Linked DNA regions of Homo sapiens: region 2 is linked to region 1. A link is a loop called in an ENCODE intact Hi-C map of the cell type or tissue named here. Cell type or tissue: natural killer cell. All regions are shown on one strand. Each heading gives the region's core, and the rest is flanking DNA. Links, peaks and the distances in the headings are about the cores only.

Region 1 (9,802 bases), core at 1,129-9,128:
ATACCTACAAAGAGCTAAAGTTTTATCTTTTTGCTTTTGCAAAAACTCTGTGCGAGCTATGAGAGTGTAAGCTTTATAGTTATATACAGATGTTTTTATTTATAATATTTCTCCTGCAAAACAGGATTAGAGAAAGTGAACCAAAAAGAACATGTAATAAGATGAATAATGAATAGAAAAATAAATTGCTCTAAAGACAAAGTAAAGGAAACTATAAAAGGGAGATGACTAGAACTATTTAGCAAGAAGAGACCTCATTCTTTCCATCAAATAGTGTGGTGTAATTTGCACAATGCACCCAATGGTTAATGAACACATATTTGTTGAGGATATCATTAATAAATAATACAACCAATGAAAAACTAATACAAAATATTTTTACTCTGCAGGAAGTAACTATTAGGTAGGTATTGTAAATTCTAACTTTAAAAGGTAGAGGAAAATATATATTGATCTGACTCATAAATTCAACAGGAAGACACAGAGTAACAATTACTGCAGGTGAATTTCAGCTCTCAGTCTATCTACCAACCAGTGTCACCAGGAACCTTCTTCAGACCCATGTATCCAACTGCGTATTTATCTTTTGCACCTGAATATCCCTCAGATATCTCCATTTAATTCATCTTCTTCCTCCAAACTGGACAGTATCCAAGCAGATCCAGAGAACTGTGAAGAGCTATTCTAGTCTCCGCCCTCTCCCCTGTTGCTGATCCAGTTAAGAGGGCCAAAGAATGTAGTTGAGAGGACATCAGCTCTGTATCTAGTAGCATTTAGTTTTAACCTCATCCCTTCACTTAAAATTGGCATGGCCTTCAGTAAGCGATTTAACTCCTCTGAATATCAACTGATAAAAGTAAAAATAAAAAAATTTACAAAATTAATTGTAGTGAGGATTAAAATATCATGTTTGGTACATCATGAGCTCTCGATAAACAGTTGTAGTATTGTTATTCAAACTGGTACACAGGCCTATCACTTCTCTTTCCTTTTAGATCTGTTTTTTTTTTTTTTCCTTCTGTTCTCACCTCTGAATGTCCCAACCCAATCTCTCTTCCTCTATCACCTTTTTAGGAAATCCATCCCCACCCCACTCACCCCACCACTCCTCACACTCCTTTCTCTCCTACCCTGGCCTCCACCACAGCTCCTCCATCCCCACCTGTAATCCAGCCTCTAAACCACTATCAGGGCTGCGGTTCTGAAGTGCAAATCTCATCATGTTGTACCTTATAATATCTTTGAATGACACCTATTTGTCTCATGATAAATTCTAAACTCTTTAGTTTTATGTGGACCATGACCATTTTTTATCTGACCCTGTCTGTCTCTCCCTAATTCTCATTTCTCTCCACCAAATACTCCACCCTTGTACTGAACAACGTGCCTCTACTTTCATCTCTTCATACTTATATTTTTTCCTTGATCCTTAACTTTGCTCACAATGTTCCTGCCATCTGGAATAGCATTTTCCCTACTGGCCTGGAAAATTTGACTATTCCTTTGTGGCGGAATTCAGTTTTCACTCCCCCGTGAGTGACCTTCTTAGGACAAATTGACAGTATCTTATATTGTAGTCCCACAGTCCAATAGGCAGTCTTCAAGTGTCCAATATGACAGTGCATGATATTTGTTGTTTATATGCCTATTTCCCCCACTGGCTTTGAGAAACTTGAGAGATTGTTGTAACCATTTGTATCTACAGTGTCTAGCAGAGCATGCATCTATTTGTGTTTTGAATGAGTGAGTGAATTAATGAATGATGAGAAAGCAATGACCTATGTTTTCTCTCTACCTCTTACACGAGATTATAAATAGACTGATTCAACTGAAGATTCCAGGTCCTATTCCTTTTGCTGTTGTTATCGTATACGTTAGCAAAAAGCTTCATCCTTTCCAAAAATTTCTTCAGTGGTAGCAATAAATTCAGTGTCTTCTGGAAGCAACATTGTGCTCTCTTTCTCTCTCTCTCTCTGATTTGCCTATTGCTACTTTGCATAGTATGTGTTTATGACTTTATCATTCGTTACAGTACATGTAATAGGAGCCCTGCTATTTCTTCATAAGTGGTTATGAAAAAATATTCATACTTGCTTATGTTTTGTGAACATCTATATGTGGTGGAGCATATGTTATTATAATCTTACTTTAAGTGGAAATACAGTTTAAAGGATTTTCTCTTACTGTTCTTAATGTAAAGCTTCTAAATTAGATATACAAAAGCGCTCATCTAGAAGCTAATGGAACCACAAGCAAAACACAGAAAAAGGCTTACCGAGAACAAATTATAACAAACAAATGTTAGTTTTATTGCAATAGAATTACTGAATTAGTACATGATGGAACAAAAGATCTATAACAAGTTTAGATGTCAGTAATTTATTGGACATGGATTGTATGTACTGTACCCACAAAATTCTATCAAATTGTTTCTATTTCAAGAAATTTTCAGTTTATTCATGTTCAACACAAAAGTTAATTATACATGAAATATAAACTGAATGGAAAACATTGGCATTGTATTTCCTGGCTTTCTGGGAAGAATGTGGTAGTAAGGTTAACATGGAAATGCAAGAGAAAGCTCTTGCCTCCTCTCCTTGTTCCCAGGATAGGACAAAATACACATGGCCAAGAATGAGAAAAGTAGGACAGAACCCAATGTAGTCAAGAGAGTTATGACCCTGAGGTGTGAGGTAAGATCTGGCCCTGGGAATGTTGACTGACACTGCAATATTTAGTGTCTAGACTGGAATGATTAGCTATGAAGTGGGTTAACTTGGAGTCTTTAGAGATGGCGCTATTCCCAGAAAGATAAATGAGATCCAGTCCTAGGACAAAAGGACAAACATCATTGGTCGGAAAAAGAAAAAATGACTTAGAAAAAGAGAGAAAGAGAAACCAAATGTAGAGGAGAAGAAGAAATCCCAAGGATGGAGACCAAAGGGTTTCCCAGACAGTCTGTTCCTTGGGAATGTGAGTTACACAGCAGCCTGGAAGATGATGTTACTTCCAAGCCCATGATTCTGTCTCCATGACTTAGGACACTAGTCACAAAGAAATAGAACATACCTTTCCCTTTCTAGATATCATTGTCAGTTGAAGAACTGCTACTCATGGCCTGCTAGAGTGAAACTCATTGGTTCTAGGAATGAATGAAATTGGACCTGCTGGAGGCTTTTAATTATTATGTGGGCATCAGAACTGATGAGGATTGATGTGGGTGTTATTTCAATAAAGTGTTACAAACAATTCATATATGAAAAATTTACTTTTTCTTAATTTATAAATACGCTAATATAGTATTTCAATGTTGTTATTCAAATTAAAGACCATGTGAGTTCTTAGACACAATCTCTCACTGTGTATTAATTGCAATAAGACATTGCAATAACCACATATATATTATATATATATATAAATTAATAGACATTACTTTTTGAGCTGTTTTAGGTTTACAGACGGTATTAGTGAAAATTAAAGTGCGTGTCCATAGACTCTCTCACCCCACCCCCATTTCTCCTATTTTTAACATCTTATGGTATTTTTAACATTAGCATGTTACATTTGTTACAAGTGATAAGCCAATGTTGATAAATTATTTTTATCTAAAGTTCATAATTATATTAGGGTTCACTCTTTGTGGTGTCCATTTTATGGATTTTAACAGGGTGTAATAAGATGTACCCACCATGACAATGTTACACAGAATAATAGTTTCACTGCCTTAAAAATCCCCTGGGCTCTACCTAGTTATTCCTCCTTTCTTTCCTCCCCAGGAACCCCTGGAAATGACTGATCTTTTTACCGTCTCCACAGTTTTGCCTTTTTCAAAATGTCATATACTTGAAACCACATAGTGTGTAGGCTTTCATATTGGCTTCTTTCACTCAGTAATATGCATTTAAGGTTCTTCCATGCCTTTTTGTGGCTTGATAGCTCTTTTTCTATACAGAACTGATTAATATTCCATTGTATGGCTACACCATAGAGTATTGGTCCATTTGCCTGTTGAAAGGTATCTTGGTTGTTTGTTTTGGTAATTATGAATAACACTGCTACAAACATTTGTGTGCATGTTTTATGTGGGCATAAGTTTTCAACTCATTTGGCAAATACCAAGGAGCACAATTATGGAATCATAGGCTAAGAGTGTGCTTTGTTTCATAAGAAACTGCTAAGCTGTCTTCCAAAGTGGATGTTCCATTTCGCATCCCCACTAGCAATGAGTAAGTTATTTCTGCTCATTGTTTTTACCAGCTCTCAGTAGTGTTGGTATTTTGGATTTTGGCCATTATAATAGCTATGCAGTGGCATCTCATTGTTTGAGTTTGCAATTTTCTAATGACATATGATATTGAGCATCTTTTCATGTGCTTATTTACCATTAGTAATATGTTGCCATCAGTAACTTTCCTTTCCCTTTCCATTGCCGCTGAGATCCAGCACTTTTTTTTTTTTTTGAGACACAGTCTCACTCTGTCACCCATGCTGGAGTGTAGTGGTGCAATCTCAGCTCACTGCAACCTCCACCTCCCAGGTTCAAGTGATTCTCCCTGCCTCAGCCTCCTGAGTAGCTAGGATTGTAGGCACCCGCCACCACGCCTGGCTAATTTTTTTTTTTTTTTTTTTTTTAATAGAGAGGGGCTTTCGCCATGTTGGCAGGGCTGGTCTTGAACTCCTAACCTCAGATGATCTGCCCTCCTCAGCCTCCCAAAGTGCTGGGATTACAGGCATGAGCCACCGCACCCGGCCATATCCAGTATTTCTTAATGGAAACTAAAACTTCACCAGTTACCACATTTTTCCCCATATATTTGTAATAAGTTCCAATGTCTGATAAGGCAAGTCCAACCCTCTGCATTTTTAAAAATTAATCAAGTTATTTATTAAAAATATTCTATGCACGTTTTAGAATCAAATATTTTATTAAAATCAATGATCATATTAGATTTATTGGAAAAATAATGTAATTTAATATTAAGTTATCACATTCATGAACATGATAATTTTCTACTTATTTGGATTTCCTTTAAGATCAATTCCTAAAATTTTCTATATAGATGGTTTTAGGGTTTTTTTTTTGTAGCTTAACTACAAGATACTTTGTAGTGTCTGAATTTTTATTACAGTTTTACACCTTCAATTCAATTATTGCTGATATGGATGAACTTTTTTTTCAGAATCTATTTTAGATTTAGTGGGTACATATGCAGGTTTGTTACTGCATATGGGATACTGCTTGATGCTCAGATTTGGAGTACAAATGTATCGATTAACCAGATGGTGAACATAGCATGCAATACTTTTTCAACCCTTGTCCTTCTCCTTCCATCCCTCATCTAATAGTCTGTTACTTTGTACTGTTTGCTATTATAAATTGGGGGGAAGCCATTATTATTATATATTAGCTTCAGAACAACTAGATTCAAGTCACAAAAACAATTTCGCACAAACAACTTTAGGAAACACTGCTTTGAAAACAGTAATCTGAATTATACCTGAAGCCACAGAAGCCAAATATTTACTAAAGGTTCTTTTAAGAAAAACAAGTTGGCCGGGCACGGTGGCTCACGCCTATAATCCCAGCACTTTGGGAGGCCAGGGTGGGTGGATCACGAGGTCAGGAGATTGAGACCACCCTGGCCAACATGGTGAAACCCTGTCTCTACTAAAATAAAATATAAAAATTAGCCGGGCATGGTGGCACGAGCCTGTAGTCCCAGCTACTCAGGAGGCTGACGCAGGGGAATGGCTTGAACCAGGGAGGCGGAGGTTGCAGTGAGCTGAGACTGCACCACTGCACTCCAGCCTGGTGACAGAGCAAGACTTTGTCTCAAAAAAAAAAAAAGAAAAAAACAAGTTGTATGGAAGGAGGACATCATTAACAGTATATCTCTTCAATAATGGTTTATTTTACTATTCTCATTCTTCTCATTCCTCTCTTACTATGTCCCAAATCCCTTCACAGGCTAAAAGAAACTCTTCAGAATTAATCCTATTCATAAAGAACACCACTTACTGAGTATTGCATTTTCTTCTTCAAATTCTTCAGCATACATTGGGAATACACCCTATGGACCATTTTTATGCTTTTAGTTTTGGGTTTTTTTTTTTTTTTGGCTAAAGAAACTGCAAAAAAAGATTTAGGACCTCATTCTATTAGGTTAGTATTTATCTAGTAAACTTCAGCATAAGCTAAATAAAATACATGTTGTTGCTCTGGACTGAAACCCCTCAAAACCATATTGTAAAAATTACAAAAAAAATTAACTGAAATCATGTTTTTAAAAATCTTGTAGATGACAAGATATGATATATAGTAGGTTTAAGTACCTATTTCAACGGTTCCCAAAGTGGGGCCCTCAGACGCCCAGGTCCAAACTATTTTAACGTGAATACTAACATGGTGACATTTGCTGTAACGGTGCAAATACAATAGTGGGTAAAAATGCTGGTACTTCAGCACAAACAAAGGCAGTAACACCAAACTAGTCATGGTATTCTTCACTATGCACAGGAAAGGTTTAAAAAGGAAGGGCAGGCTGGGCATGGTGTCTCACGCCTGTGACCCCAGCACTTTGGGAAGCCGAGGCAGGTGGATCACTTGAGGTCAGGAGTTTGAGACCAGTCTGGCCAACATGGTGAAACTCCATCTCTACAAAAAGTACAAAATTTAGCTGGACATGGTGGTTGCATACCTGTAGTCCCAGCTACTTGGAAGGCTGAGGTAGGAGGATTGAGCCCAGAAGGTGGAGGCTACCGTGAGCTGTGATCATGCTACTGCACTCCAGCATGGGTGACAGAAGAAGGCCCTGTTGGAAAATAAAAAGAATGTCTATGATGAAGCAGTGAAAATTGTACTACATCTTCATCCTTGAATATATCTTTTTAATATTTCAAGTGATGAAATTGGAAGTACACATGAGCATTTCTACAGACTGCCTGAGAAAAAACCCTCATGTGACTAAGTTGTGAAGTGAATTAACCACTTTAATGGAATACCATTTTTACTTGAAAGGATGACTGACAAACAATGTTATTTCAACTTGGGTTTTTGGGAGACATTTTCTCAAAAAATGAGATTTTGTCAATTCAAGAAAAACAACAGACAGGCCATAATAAAATTCAATAATAAAATTCAAGCTTTTGAACAAAAAATTAGAATTTTAGAAAACTTATATACACCATAGCTTTCCAAAAGTATTCTGATGAGATTGATGGTGATATTGATGAATGTATTTTGATATTATATAATCAAATGTATCAACACGTAGAAGATCTTGGTGAACCATTATTTTCTAAATGACCAATGCACGATGTTATAATATCATGCAAGGGTAAAAGATCCAAAGTTCAAGAAAAACCAAGTTTTGATGGAGTATCAAAAAAGAAGCCTAGGCAACATGGCAAAACCTTGTCTCTATAAAAAGATAGAAAAAATTAGCCAGGTGTGGTGATACACACCTGTAGTCCCAACTACTCTGGAGGCTGAGGTGGGAGAATCACCTGAGTCCCCAGAGACTGAGACTGCAGTGAGCTGTGATTACACCACTGCATTCCAGCCTGGGCAACAGAGCAAGACCCCATCTAAAAAATATATATATATTATTTTATATATATATATATATATATATCTCCACAATAATCTAAAATGGCTATCTGTATGAGATTGGACATTGTTCACATTTTTTCAAGCAAATATCACACAATAAATTGAATGCAGATGAAAACGACATACCAAACATCAAAGAAATTTGCAAAAAACGTAAGACTGTGCTACTTTGGGTTTAGAAATGTTTTCATAAAAGCATTTATAACAATATGTGATGAGCTTTTAAAGAATAGTTTAAATATTTCTGATTTAATTTCTAGTGATAAATACCAATAGATATAACCTACATAAACCAAAGCTCCTTGGGCCCTCAATATATTTTTAAGAGTATAAAGGAGTCCTGATTCCAAAACTTTGAGAACTGCTGCCTTCCCCTCCACTTACCTTCCTTCCCTAGAACTTCTTCCTTGGAAGAAACATCCCTTTGCCATTCCATATTAACTTACAGAGTTCCACTGAGGCCGGTTTTGCTACCTCCCTCCCATCTTTCCACCTCCCTCTCTTGACACAAAATCTGACCAGCCCACCCGATTTCCAGTGATTAGCTGTCAAGGTGGGCTAAGCCAAGAAAATGTGGGTTTTCCCTGAGACTAAACCTCTCTTTCTGGGAGATCTGGAATCACAGGGACAAGGTTGGCCACCTTGGGGTAGTCAGAATTCATCTTGCCTAAATGCGGAGAGGTTAGGCAAGTTTCTAGAAAGCCAAACTGCTTTCTAGAAAGTCAAAGATAATTATACTTTGTGCCATGACTGTGAGACTGCCCATTTTATTGCACACTTTCTAACATTCTTACCAAACTGATAAATACAAGCTGGTACCTAGAAGAAAAAAAGGCCGGGCATGGTGGCTCACACCTGTAATCCCAGCATTTTGGGAGGCCAAAGCAGGTGGATCACCTGAGGTCAGGAGTTCGAGATCAGCCTGGCCAACATGGTGAAACCCCATCTCTACTAAAACTAGAAAAATTAGCCGGCGTGGTGGCAGGCACCTGTAATCCCAGCTACTTGGGAGGCTGAGGCAGGAGAATCGCTTGAACCCAGGAGGCAGATGTTGCAGTGAGCTGAGATCATGCCATTGCACTCCAGCCTGGGTGACAAGAGCAAGACTAAGTCTCAAAAAAAAAAACAAAAAAAACTTTCCATACAATATAATTTGTTCCATCTCTAGAAACCAATTCAGCAATGAGAACTGAAAGCCACCACTTGGAAGGTTTCAAGTATTCAGCTCTACCTATTGATGTCTAAAGCATTAGTTAAGGTAGAAACACACACACACACACACACATACAGCCTATGTATTCAGTACCAGGAAACATGACTGACTAGATGGTATAATCATCTAACAGAAAGTGTACAATAACTGAAGCCACTGCAGAGGAGTAAGTTATGACACGGATCTACAATATTGTTGAGTGAAAAAGCAGATTACAAGAAAAATCTGATTTTTCAAGGGAGAGGGAACATATACAAACACAGGAGAAAAGAGATGCGCAGATGACTGAAAAAATACAAAATTCTGATAGTGGTACCTTCTGAGTGGTAGAATTATCAGTAATATTTTCTAGTTTTGCCTAAAAATTTTCTAAATTTCTTAAAATAAGAAGGTTTTGTTATCCATATTATAAAATATCCACCACCACCACCACAGGAAACTTAACCTTCAGCACAAACTCTACAACATGTTCAAAGTTTGTTCAGTTTAATATTTAAAAGACAATCTATTTTGAAAGACATCTAAAATGATGACCAATATTTAAACCTATGCATTAATATTTTTCAATCATATTTTTTAAATTTTGTAATTTTGATAAGGTTAAGCTTTATATCAATCTTGAAAAGATAAGTTTTCTATTTGTCTTTAAAATATGACCTACAATATGCCAGTTTTTAAACAGTGAATGGTGCTCAAAAATCACAATATAAATTCAGGCAGTGTTCCTTACATAGAATGTTTAAGTGCTTCTAACACTGCTGTTTTTCACCAGTTATGAAAACACATTACAATTATCTAAGCATCTAATTATTCAGGTCCCTTGTTTCTCCTCCATTCTATTAGTTTTACAGTAATTTTAAGGTCTGTGAGGATGAAGTTGTCTGTGACAGCCACCACAAAGGTTACCATAAGTGGACAAATGTCAAACAAGTTTATCTCCACTACCATCCCCACCATAAAACTGTCTTGATCAAGGG
Region 2 (9,802 bases), core at 1,056-9,055, 1.9 Mb before region 1:
TTTTCCATGTTATATAAAGTATTCTGTATGCATCCTTCTGGAATTTGTTTTTCTCACAATATTATATTGCTAAAGTTCTTATTGTTGTTTATTGCTGGCGTTCATTCTTTTTGACTGCTTGTGAAATCACCAGAAGATAGACATCCTGAGATCTCTTAAGAACTGCTGCTGGGAGTATACACTGGTATGACCACTTTGGAAAACAGTTTGGCTCCATCTCATAAGGTTCAATATTCACACTCCTCCTAGCCCAGTAATTCTACTCTACGTGGAAGAGAAATTCTTGCCTATATAAAACAGGGGATGTGGACAAGGAATGTTCCTAACAGCTCTGTTCAAAATAGCAAAAACCTATTGCCCATCAACTGGAGAGTAGGTGACTAAATTGTGCTTTTTATTCCCTTTGATTTCCTGTAGTCTTACAATGCGAGTGGCTTTCCCATGGCTAGCTTGGGGAGGGGGATACTCTTGGCAACTGAGTCTGTGGTGGCAGCCCTGCTTAGCCCTAGGGCAATCGGTGCTGACCAAAACAAGAGTAAACAGAACAAGGTGCCCCACTGAGCCAATGCCTTGAGTCCCTGGAGGTACAGTCTTGTATCTGTAGGAAATAGCCATCATACAAATCAGTCTTTTCAAATGCTCTGTCATTTGAAAGGCTGAGTCCAAAGGACATTCTCCTTTAAAACATTATAAAGTTTACTGAGGCTACCATTTATCGAGCAGTTATCATGTGCCTGATCATGTACTAGTGTACTAATTGCATGCATTATTTTATTATTTTATTTATTTACTTATTCATTTATTTGAGATAGGGTCTCTCTCTGTTTCCTGGGCGGGAGTGCAGTGGTGCAATCACAGCTCACTGCAGCCTCAAGCTCCTGGGCTCAAGTGGTCTCACCTCAGCCTCTCGAGTAGCTGGACTGTAGGCCCAAGCCACCAAGTCCAGCTAATTTTTTAAAAAAACATTTTCATAGAAATGTGGTCTGGCTTTGTTGCCCAGGCTAGTCTCAAACTCCTGGCTTCAAGCGATCCTCCTCCTTCAGCCTTATTATTGCATTTAATCGTCACCATCACCCTGTAAGAGTGGCTGGGGGTAGGTGCTCCACACAGTAGCAATGTAGCAACCTCCACTCATAGGTGACAATGAGACTCAGTGTAGTCAAGCAACTTCTCAAAGGTCACACAGCTGGAGGGTGGCTGAGCCAGGATGAAGACCTAGGACTCGAAAGCTGGTGCACCAGTAAATGAGAAAATCTCTGGGGGTTCAGGATCGCTTCCTCCCAACAAATCTTTCTCCAAAGGTTCTAAAAACAATAACAGATCCATCTTTCATAAAGCAAACAAAACTAGCAGCCCCTTCATTTTAGAGGGGGGAGGGGGGATAAAGGTTAGCTAAGCTCCAGGGCATCCCATTTTAATCCTACACATTTATCAGGCAACTGCCAGCACAGCACCCCAAACCTAAAGAACCATGCACAGCTGTCTCTGTGGGGCATGGCGTGTCCACGGACGTAAAGATTGTCCAATGTGTGTTTACAGGCCAGTGGCATCACCCTCAGTCACAGCTTAAACGGCAGCTAGGCCTGGCCTGCTAGGCACCACCGTGAGAATCTGCTGAGTTTTCCAACTAGTTTATCTACTGTTTGCAATGAAAGACGCCCTGAAAAGAAGGGGTGTGGGTGGGAAGAGTTCTGATTTGAGGTGCCCTGATCCAGCACGATCTCCTTCCCCAGTCACAGGAATCAGAGGACTCCATCTGTAAACACAGCCTCAAGCTCTGTCCCCCAACCCCCTCTTTCAACCAGGTGCCACCCTCTGCTTCTCTTCCATAGACAGCCTAGGCTGCCAGCATTCCCTTAGGATCTGTGCCCTCGGGCCTAGCTTAATTTTTTCCTCTCCAAAGAGTCATCTGTAGGGCCAGAAGCCAGCAAAGCCTAACTCATTACTGGACGGCAGTTCCTCTGCCTTTCACTGATTCCTACCTTACCCTGGGGTTTTACGTTTCTTGTCTCAACACTAACATTTCTCACTCCTCCACAAGTTGAATTGCTCACTCCAGCCAACTGAAGCATGCTCTTCTTGACACAGTTAGCTCTCGGCACATGGTCGGTGCTAAAAAAAAAATGAGCATTATGTCAATTTCATTGATCAACAAAAGTGATGCCTCCACTGCAAAGTCAAGTTGATAGTGCCTGGGCCTCTGAGTTCAAGAGCCTTCTAGACAAAGCGCTCTGAGCTGAAACATGAGCATGCACACATATGCATCTCTCTCGGTCTCATGAGATAATCTGGATACTTGGTTGTTATCCTTGAGCATTTTCCTACCTCATTAATGCACGTGTAGCCAACACAATAATTATCATAGCTAATAACGGCTAAAGCTGAGGACTTTCCTGAGCCAGGCAGTGGCTTTAAAAACTTTAATGTTTTCACAGACTCTCATTGAATAATTTCTGTTTTTCAGATCAAGAAACTGAGACTTACTATCACATTTGGGATTAAGTTTAAAAAAAAGAAAGAAACTGAGGCTTAAAGTTGTCTAGTATTTCACAGTCAGCAAATGGCAAAGTTGGAAATTGAACCAGGCAGTAGAGCCCCAGGATCCTGTGCCTTTACCCATTACCTAGTGTTGGCTACACAAAACTAGTGTGTACACAACTTCAACTATAGTTTAAGCTATAGTTTAAGTGGGTGACATATTTTTCACTACACTTTATGTAGGTGACTTTCAGTTTGGGGGTATTCTACTTATGCAATCTATTGAGGTGGATATTAACTGAGAACAAATAGAAACTAATGAACTCTGAAAAACATAAAACATGAGCAACATGATGTCACCGCAAAACACAAAACAGCCCACAGCCTTCTTGTGACTGCATTTTGCTGACAGTCCACGACCTAATAATCAACCTGAACTCAGCAGTGCTCTGTTCCCTTGGGAGACACACACACACACACTCGGGAGAAACACACACACTACAGTTGGTGGTTGTGCCGCCCTGAGCCTCCAGTAGGCGAGTGTGAGGAATGTAGGGACTAGATGGGTCGGGCAGAAAGGTGCTGGGTCAAGGGGAGGAGGGGGCAGCCGGGAGCGCGCGCACGCTCTGGACTCGTGCAACCGCCAAAACGGGTGCGCGCCGGGTTGAGGGGTGACAGGGAAGGTGGCAGGGTTGGGGCAGCCCTTTCCCAGGCGGTAGCGGGGACGGTGGTGCTGTTGTCCTTTTTCTTTTTCTTTTTTTTTTTTTTTGAGACGGAGTCTCGCTCTGTCGCCCAGGCTGGAGTGCGGTGGCGCGATCTCGGCTCACTGCAAGCTCCGCCTCCCGGGTTCGCGCCATTCTCCTGCCCCAGCCTCCCGAGTAGCTGGGACCACAGGCGCCCGCCACCGCGCCCGGCTCATTTTTTGTATTTTTAGTAGAGACGGGGTTTCCCCGTGTTAGCCAGGATGGTCTCGATCTCCTGACCTCGTGATCCGCCCGCCTCGGCCTCCCAAAGTGCTAGGATTACAGGCGTGAGCCACCGCGCCCGGCTAATTTTTTGTATTTTTAGTGGAGACGGGGTTTCCCCGTGTTAGCCGGGATGGTCTCGATCTCCTGACCTCGTGATCCGCCCGCCTCGGCCTCCCAAAGTGCTGGGATGACAGGCGGGAGCCCCCGCGCCCGGCCGCTGTTGCCCTTTTAAGCTGAGGCTTGACAGGAGCCGCCCCTCCTATCGGTGGCGTCGGTCGCAAAGGGAGCAGCCCCCGAGGCCGCCGCGCAGCTCCCCGCCGAGGCCTCGGTGCCCCTTCCCATTTTCCATCCGCGCTCCCACGAAGGTTGAGGCGGCGGGGAGAGGCGAAGCCGCGAGCGCTCGGCCGGGCGGTCCCGCTGGGTGGTCGCAGCCATGACAGCGGCTCCCCTTCCGCGCCCCTCCCGCCGGAGATGAGGGAAGATGTCCCTGTCAGGGTTAAGGCCAAGCTGAAGTTGCTGGCGTCTACCTTCCACAAGAACCAGGAGCCGCAGCCGCGGCTCACGCTCCACTGCAACAGACGGTGGGGCGCGCGGCGGCGGCCTCGCAGGGCAGGGCGGGGGCGCAGATGGGGGAGTCTCGGGACCAACGGCAGCCTAACGGGTAGAGGCCCCGGGTCCCCGCCCCTTCCTCCCTCAGCTGGCCCCGCCCCGCCCCCGGGACTGCGCGAGGCTTGGGTGGGAGGAGGCGGAGGGCGCGTCTCTCCGGCTCCTGGCGCGGGGCTGACTCGGGGGCCGCTGGCCCCTCTTGGCCGCCGTCGCCACGCACCGAGGTGGGAGCCCGCGGCGGCCGGAGCCCTCTTGGGACCCATGGTCGCCCTCAGTCAGCGGGACTGCTCCCGGGACCGCGACGGGGCGGGGCGGGGCGCTCCAGCGTCGTTTGAGCCCAGGCGCGGAAGGGAAAAGGCCTCTGAGATGCTCGCGTTTTTTGCCTGGGCGCGGTGGCGCACGCCTGTAATCCCAGCACTTTGGGAGGCCGAGGCGGGCGGATCTCCTGAGGTCAGGAGTTCGAGACCAGCGTGGCCAACATGGTCAAACCGCGTTTCTACTAAAAACTACAAAAATTAGCCGGGCGTGGTGGCAGGCGCCTTAATCCCAGCTACTTGGGAGGCAGAGGCAGGAGAATCGTTTGAACCCGGGAGGCGGAGGTTGCAGTGAGCCCAGATTAAGCCATTGCACTCAAACCTGGGGGACAAGAGCGAGACTTCTCTCAAAAAAAAAAAAAAGTTTTTTTTTCTTTTCTTTTTTTTTTTTGAGACAGTCTCATTGTCGCCCAGGCTGGAGTGCAGTGGTGGGATCTCGGCTCACTGCAGCCTATGTCTCTTGACAGTCCACGGGTTAAAGCGATTCTCCTGCCTCAGCCTCCCCAGTAGCTGGATTACAGGCCCCGCCACCAAGGCTGGTGAACTTTTGTGTTTTTAGTAGAGAGGGGGTTTCACCGTGTTGGCCAGGCTGGTCTCGAACTCCTGACCTCAAATGACCCACCTCTGCCTCCCAAAGTGCTGGGATTCCAGGCGTGAGCCACCGCGCCGGGACCCAAGGCCCTTAAGTTTTAAGGCCTCATTCTTCAGTCAGGTTTTCCCTGTTCCCGCGTGTTCGGCCAATTTTTTGTTGTTGTTTTGTTTTTGTTTTTGTTTTTGAGTCAATTTTCCAGACATCTTTAATTAGCAATATGTTTAAGTAGTTACAAGCCTTTCCTTCTTTTCTTGTGACAGTTTGGGTTGAATTTCTATCGTTTGCAGCCTGTCACTGTAAGGCACAAACATGATCACGCAAGATGCGATAGTAGATTTAAGCCAGTTGTTTTTAAGTTTGTGTTTAAGGAGAAACTAACAATGAAAACGGCCTCGTTGACGGAGGAAAAGTTGGAATGCAGCCTCTGGTGCTGTTTGAGCGATCCCTCTCCCCGGGGCCTGGCCGCGCGCTGCTGTGTTCTGGAAGGGCTCATTGTACAGTCAAGGCGGCAGGTAAGAGTCCCGTACAGGTGTCTGCCCGCTTTTCCTTTCAGGCTTCTGTGTGAGCTGTTTTTCCCCTGTAGGATGCGTCCCTGACCTCCACCCCTTCACCCTACCCAATTTGTCTTTACATGTCTGACCATCAAGGCTCTCCTGGGTCATATTCAGTTCATGCTGATATTTTCCCTTCCTCCCCTCTTTGGTCCTCACTATTTTTGCTTTGGTCATGTTATGCTATATTCTGTAGGCCTTTTTAATTTTTTTTTTATGGTGGCAGGGGAAAATATTTTATAATTATGCTTTGTGCTTTTTATCTTCCAGTCAGTAAATGCTTGGTAAATATTTGTTTTATTGAGTATATGACCCTATTCTAGCTATATCGTGCTTGAACAGAAATCTTAACTGCCTTGAAAGTTAACTGCTAAGAATTTGTCAAAAGTGCAGAGCTACATCAAGAACTTGTCATGGATAGTACAAAAAGGTCTCTAAGGGCTTGAAGGAAGTCTGTAAATTGATTTCATATGAGAGCGTAAGAAGTGAAAATGTAAAGCATGACTGGAGAGCCAGAGAGATAAAGCAAGGGTCCCTTTCTCCAGATCCTTTGTAACAGTATTATGTGATCTCTTTTAGAAATCACTCTGAAAGATAATGCCAACTCGGAACCTAGGAAACCATCCAGTGGGTTTCTGCAGGTTAGGTGGTTCAATTCCTCATCAGCACCTTTGTTTTCTCTGCCTCAGTTTGCTTACAATGATGTTCTCAGTAGCTGTAATTGCTGTCTGTCTTTGAATGCTTAAGCATTTTTTTTTAGCTCACAGCGGTATATGTGCATTTTTATTTAACCAAGTGTTAGAATTTTTACTCTGCTGTTGTGGGCTCTGGGTTAGCTACTTTGGTTGTTTAGTTGTAAAATGATTAGCAGGGAAAACTGTGTGTGAGAGAGAGAGTGTGTGTGTGTGTGTGTTTTAAGTTTCTTTTGTTGTCAGAGCACTTAGAATTTTATTTTATATGGTAATTCTGTCAGTTTACTTTATTCTCCACCCCACATTTATTGAACAGCAAAGTGTGAAAGTAATGTGTCCCATAACTAGCTTTCAGAAGAATTACAACTGCTGTATATCTGAACTTTTTCTTTTCTTTTCTTTTAAGACGGATTCTCACTCTGTCACCCAGGCTGGAGTGCAGTGGCACGATCTGGTCTCACTGCAACCTCCGCCACCCAGGTTCAAGCGATTCTCCTGCCTCAGCCTCCCGAGTAGCTGGGATTACAGGCACCTGCCACCCCACCTGGCTAAGTTTTGTGGTTTTAGTAGAGACGGGGTTCACCATCTTGGCCAGGCTGGTTTTGAACTCCTGACCTCGTGATCCACCTGCCTCTGCCTCCTAAAATGCTGGGATTACAGGCGTGAGCCACTGTGCCTGGCTGAACTTTCAAGAAGAAGTTTGTGCATCAATTTTCAAATAATTATGATATCAAAAGAGAGCTGTGTCCTACATTTGGAAAGATACAAAAACTGAACCTTCTGGCAGGCAGTTTTGCTTGCTGGAGCTTGAGATAGAGCCACACATTGGCCTCAGTGGATTTATGGAGAAAAATAGATACAGAAAGTTAATTCTAAATAAGACCAAAAAATCCTTTTCTTGAGCAGTGACAGGTAAAGAGGTTGTCTTGGTTAACCTTGAAATGTGTTGCCCTTGATCAAGACAGTTTTATGGTGGGGATGGTAGTGGAGATAAACTTGTTGGAAATTTGTCCACTTATAGTAACCTTTGTGGTAGCCATCACAGACAACTTCATCCTCACAGGCCTTAAAATTACTATAAAACTGATAGAATGGAGGAGAAACAAGGGACCTGAATAATTAGATGCTTAGATAATTGTAATGTGTTTTCATAACTGGTGAAAAACAGCAGTGTTAGAAGCACTTAAACATTCTATGTAAGGAACACTGCCTGAATTTATATTGCGGTTTTTGAGCACCATTCGCTGTTTAAAAACTGGCCTATTTTAGGTCATATTTTGAAGACAAATAGAAAACTTACCTTTTCAAGGTGGATATAAAGCTTAACCTTATCAAAATTACAAAATTTAAAGCATATGATTGAAAAATATTAATGCATAGGTTTAAATATTGGTCATCATTTTAGATGTCTTTCAAAATAGATTGTCTCTTAAATATTAAACTGAACAAACTTTGAACATGTTGTAGAGTTTGTGCTGAAGGTTAAGTTTCCTGGGGTGGTGGATCTTTTATAATATGGATAACAAAACCTTATTTTAAGAAATTTAGAAAATTTTTAGGCAAAACTAGAAAATATTACTGATAATTCTACCACTCAGAAGGTACCACTATCAGAATTTTGTATTTTTCCAGTCATCTGCTCATCTCTTTTCTCCTATGCTTGTATATGTTCCCTCTCCCTTGAAAAATCAGATTTTTTTTGTAATCTGCTTTTTCACTCAACAATATTGTAGATCCGTGTCGTAACTTACTCCTCTGCAGTGGCTTCAGTTATTGTGCGCTTTCTGTTGGATGATTATACCATCTAGCCCGTCATGTTTCCTGGTACTGAATACATAGGCTGTATGTGTGTGTGTGTGTGTGTGTTTCTACCTTAACTAATGCTTTAGACATCAATAGGTAGAGCTGAATCCTTGAAACCTTCCAAGTGGTGGCTTTCAGTTCTCATTGCTGAATTGGTTTCTAGAGATGGAACAAATTATATTATATGGAAACTTTTTTTTTGAGACAAAGTCTCACTCTTGTCACCCAGGCTGCCGTGCAATGGTGTGATCTCAGCTCACTGCAACCTCTGCCTCCCAGGTTCAAGCAATTCTCCTGCCTCAGCTGCCCAAGTAGATGGGATTACAGGTGCCTGCCACCACACCCAGCTAATTTTTGTATTTTTAGTGGAGACGGGGTTTCACCATATTGGCCAGGCTGGTCTCAAACTCCTGACCTCAGGTGATCTGTCTGCCTCGGCCTCTCAAAGTGCTGGGATTACAGATGTAAGCCCCCACACCCGGCCTTTTTTTCTTCTAGGTACCAGCTTTTATTTATCAGTTTGGTAAAAATGTTAGAAAATGGGCATTCTCACAGTTGTGGCAGAAAGTATAATTATCTTTGACTTTCTAGAAAGCAGTTTGGCTTTCTAGAAACTTGCCTAACCTCTCCCCATTTAGGCAAGATGAATTCTGACTATCCCAAGGTAGCCAGCCTTGCCCCTGTGATTCCAATCTCCCAGAAAGAGAGGGCTAGTCTCAGAGAAAACCCAGATTTTCTTGGCTTAGCCCACCTTGACAGCTAATCACTGGAAATGGGGTGGGCTGGTAAAGTCCTTTGGTTAGGTTTTGTGTCAAGAGAGGGAGGTGGAAAGATGGGAGGGAGGTAGCAAAACTGGCCTCAGTGGAACTCTGTAAGTTAATATGGAATGGCAAAGGGATGTTTCTTCCCAGGAAGAAATTCTAGGGAAGGAAGGAAAGTGGAGGGGAAGGCAGCAGTTCTCAAAGTTTTGGAATCAGGACTCCTTTATACTCTTAAAAATATATTGAGGGCCCAAGGAGCTTTGGTTTATGTAGGTTATATCTATTGGTATTTATCACTAGAAATTAAATCAGAAATATTTAAACTATTCTTTAAAAGCTCACCACATATTGTTATAAATGCTTTTATGAAAACATTTCTAAACCAAAAGTAGCACAGTCTTACATTTTTTGCAAATTTCTTTGATGTTTGGTATGTCATTTTCATCTGCATTCAATTTATTGTGTGATATTTGCTTTAAAAAACATGAACAATGTCCAATCTTATACAGATAGCCATTTTAGATCATTGTGGAGATATATATATATATTTTTTTTTAATTTTTTTTGAGATGGGGTCTTGCTGTGTTGCCCAGGCTGGAATGCAGCGGTGTGATCACAGCTCACTGCAGCCTTAGTCTCCGGGGACTCAGGTGATCCTCCCACCTCAGCCTCCAGAGTAGTTGGGACTACAGGTGTGTATCACCACACCTGGCTAATTTTTTGTATCTTTTTGTAGAGACAGGGTTTTGCCATGTTGCCTAGGCTTCTTTTTTGATACTCCATCAAAACTTGGTTTTTCTTGAACTTTGGATCTTTTACCTTTGCATGATATTACAACATCATGCATTGGTCATTTAGAAAATAATGGTTCAAGATCTTCTACATGTTGATACGTTTGATTATACAATATCAAAATACATTCATCAATATCACCATCAATCTCATCAGAATACTTTTGGAAAGCTATGGTGGATATAAGTTTTCTAAAACTAATTTTTTGTTCAAAAGCTTGAATTTTATTATTAGCAATTTTATTA

The links. A loop is a pair of places that touch in the nucleus more often than their neighbours do. Peaks named below come from ENCODE experiments on the same cell type or tissue, not always from the same donor. Only the 100,000 strongest peaks of a DNase experiment are listed, where the experiment ranks them.
Region 2: a loop joins it to region 1, with 13 times the contacts of the local background. A loop is called at or near these places in 3 of 110 quality-filtered maps.

Annotation. Positions count from the first base shown.
Region 1 is chr15:99,809,983-99,819,784 of GRCh38, reverse strand. It overlaps the pseudogene LOC400464. Among named protein-coding and RNA genes, the nearest start is that of LYSMD4, 81 kb to the right of the region's middle. In natural killer cell, for the core only: no CTCF peak of the experiment used is centred there; no DNase peak of the experiment used is centred there.
Region 2 is chr15:101,740,109-101,749,910 of GRCh38, reverse strand. It overlaps the pseudogene UBE2Q2P13. Among named protein-coding and RNA genes, the nearest start is that of TARS3, 21 kb to the right of the region's middle. RefSeq lists a silencer at 3,122-3,492. In natural killer cell, for the core only: no CTCF peak of the experiment used is centred there; a DNase peak (open chromatin) is centred at 4,404; H3K4me3 peaks cover 212 bases.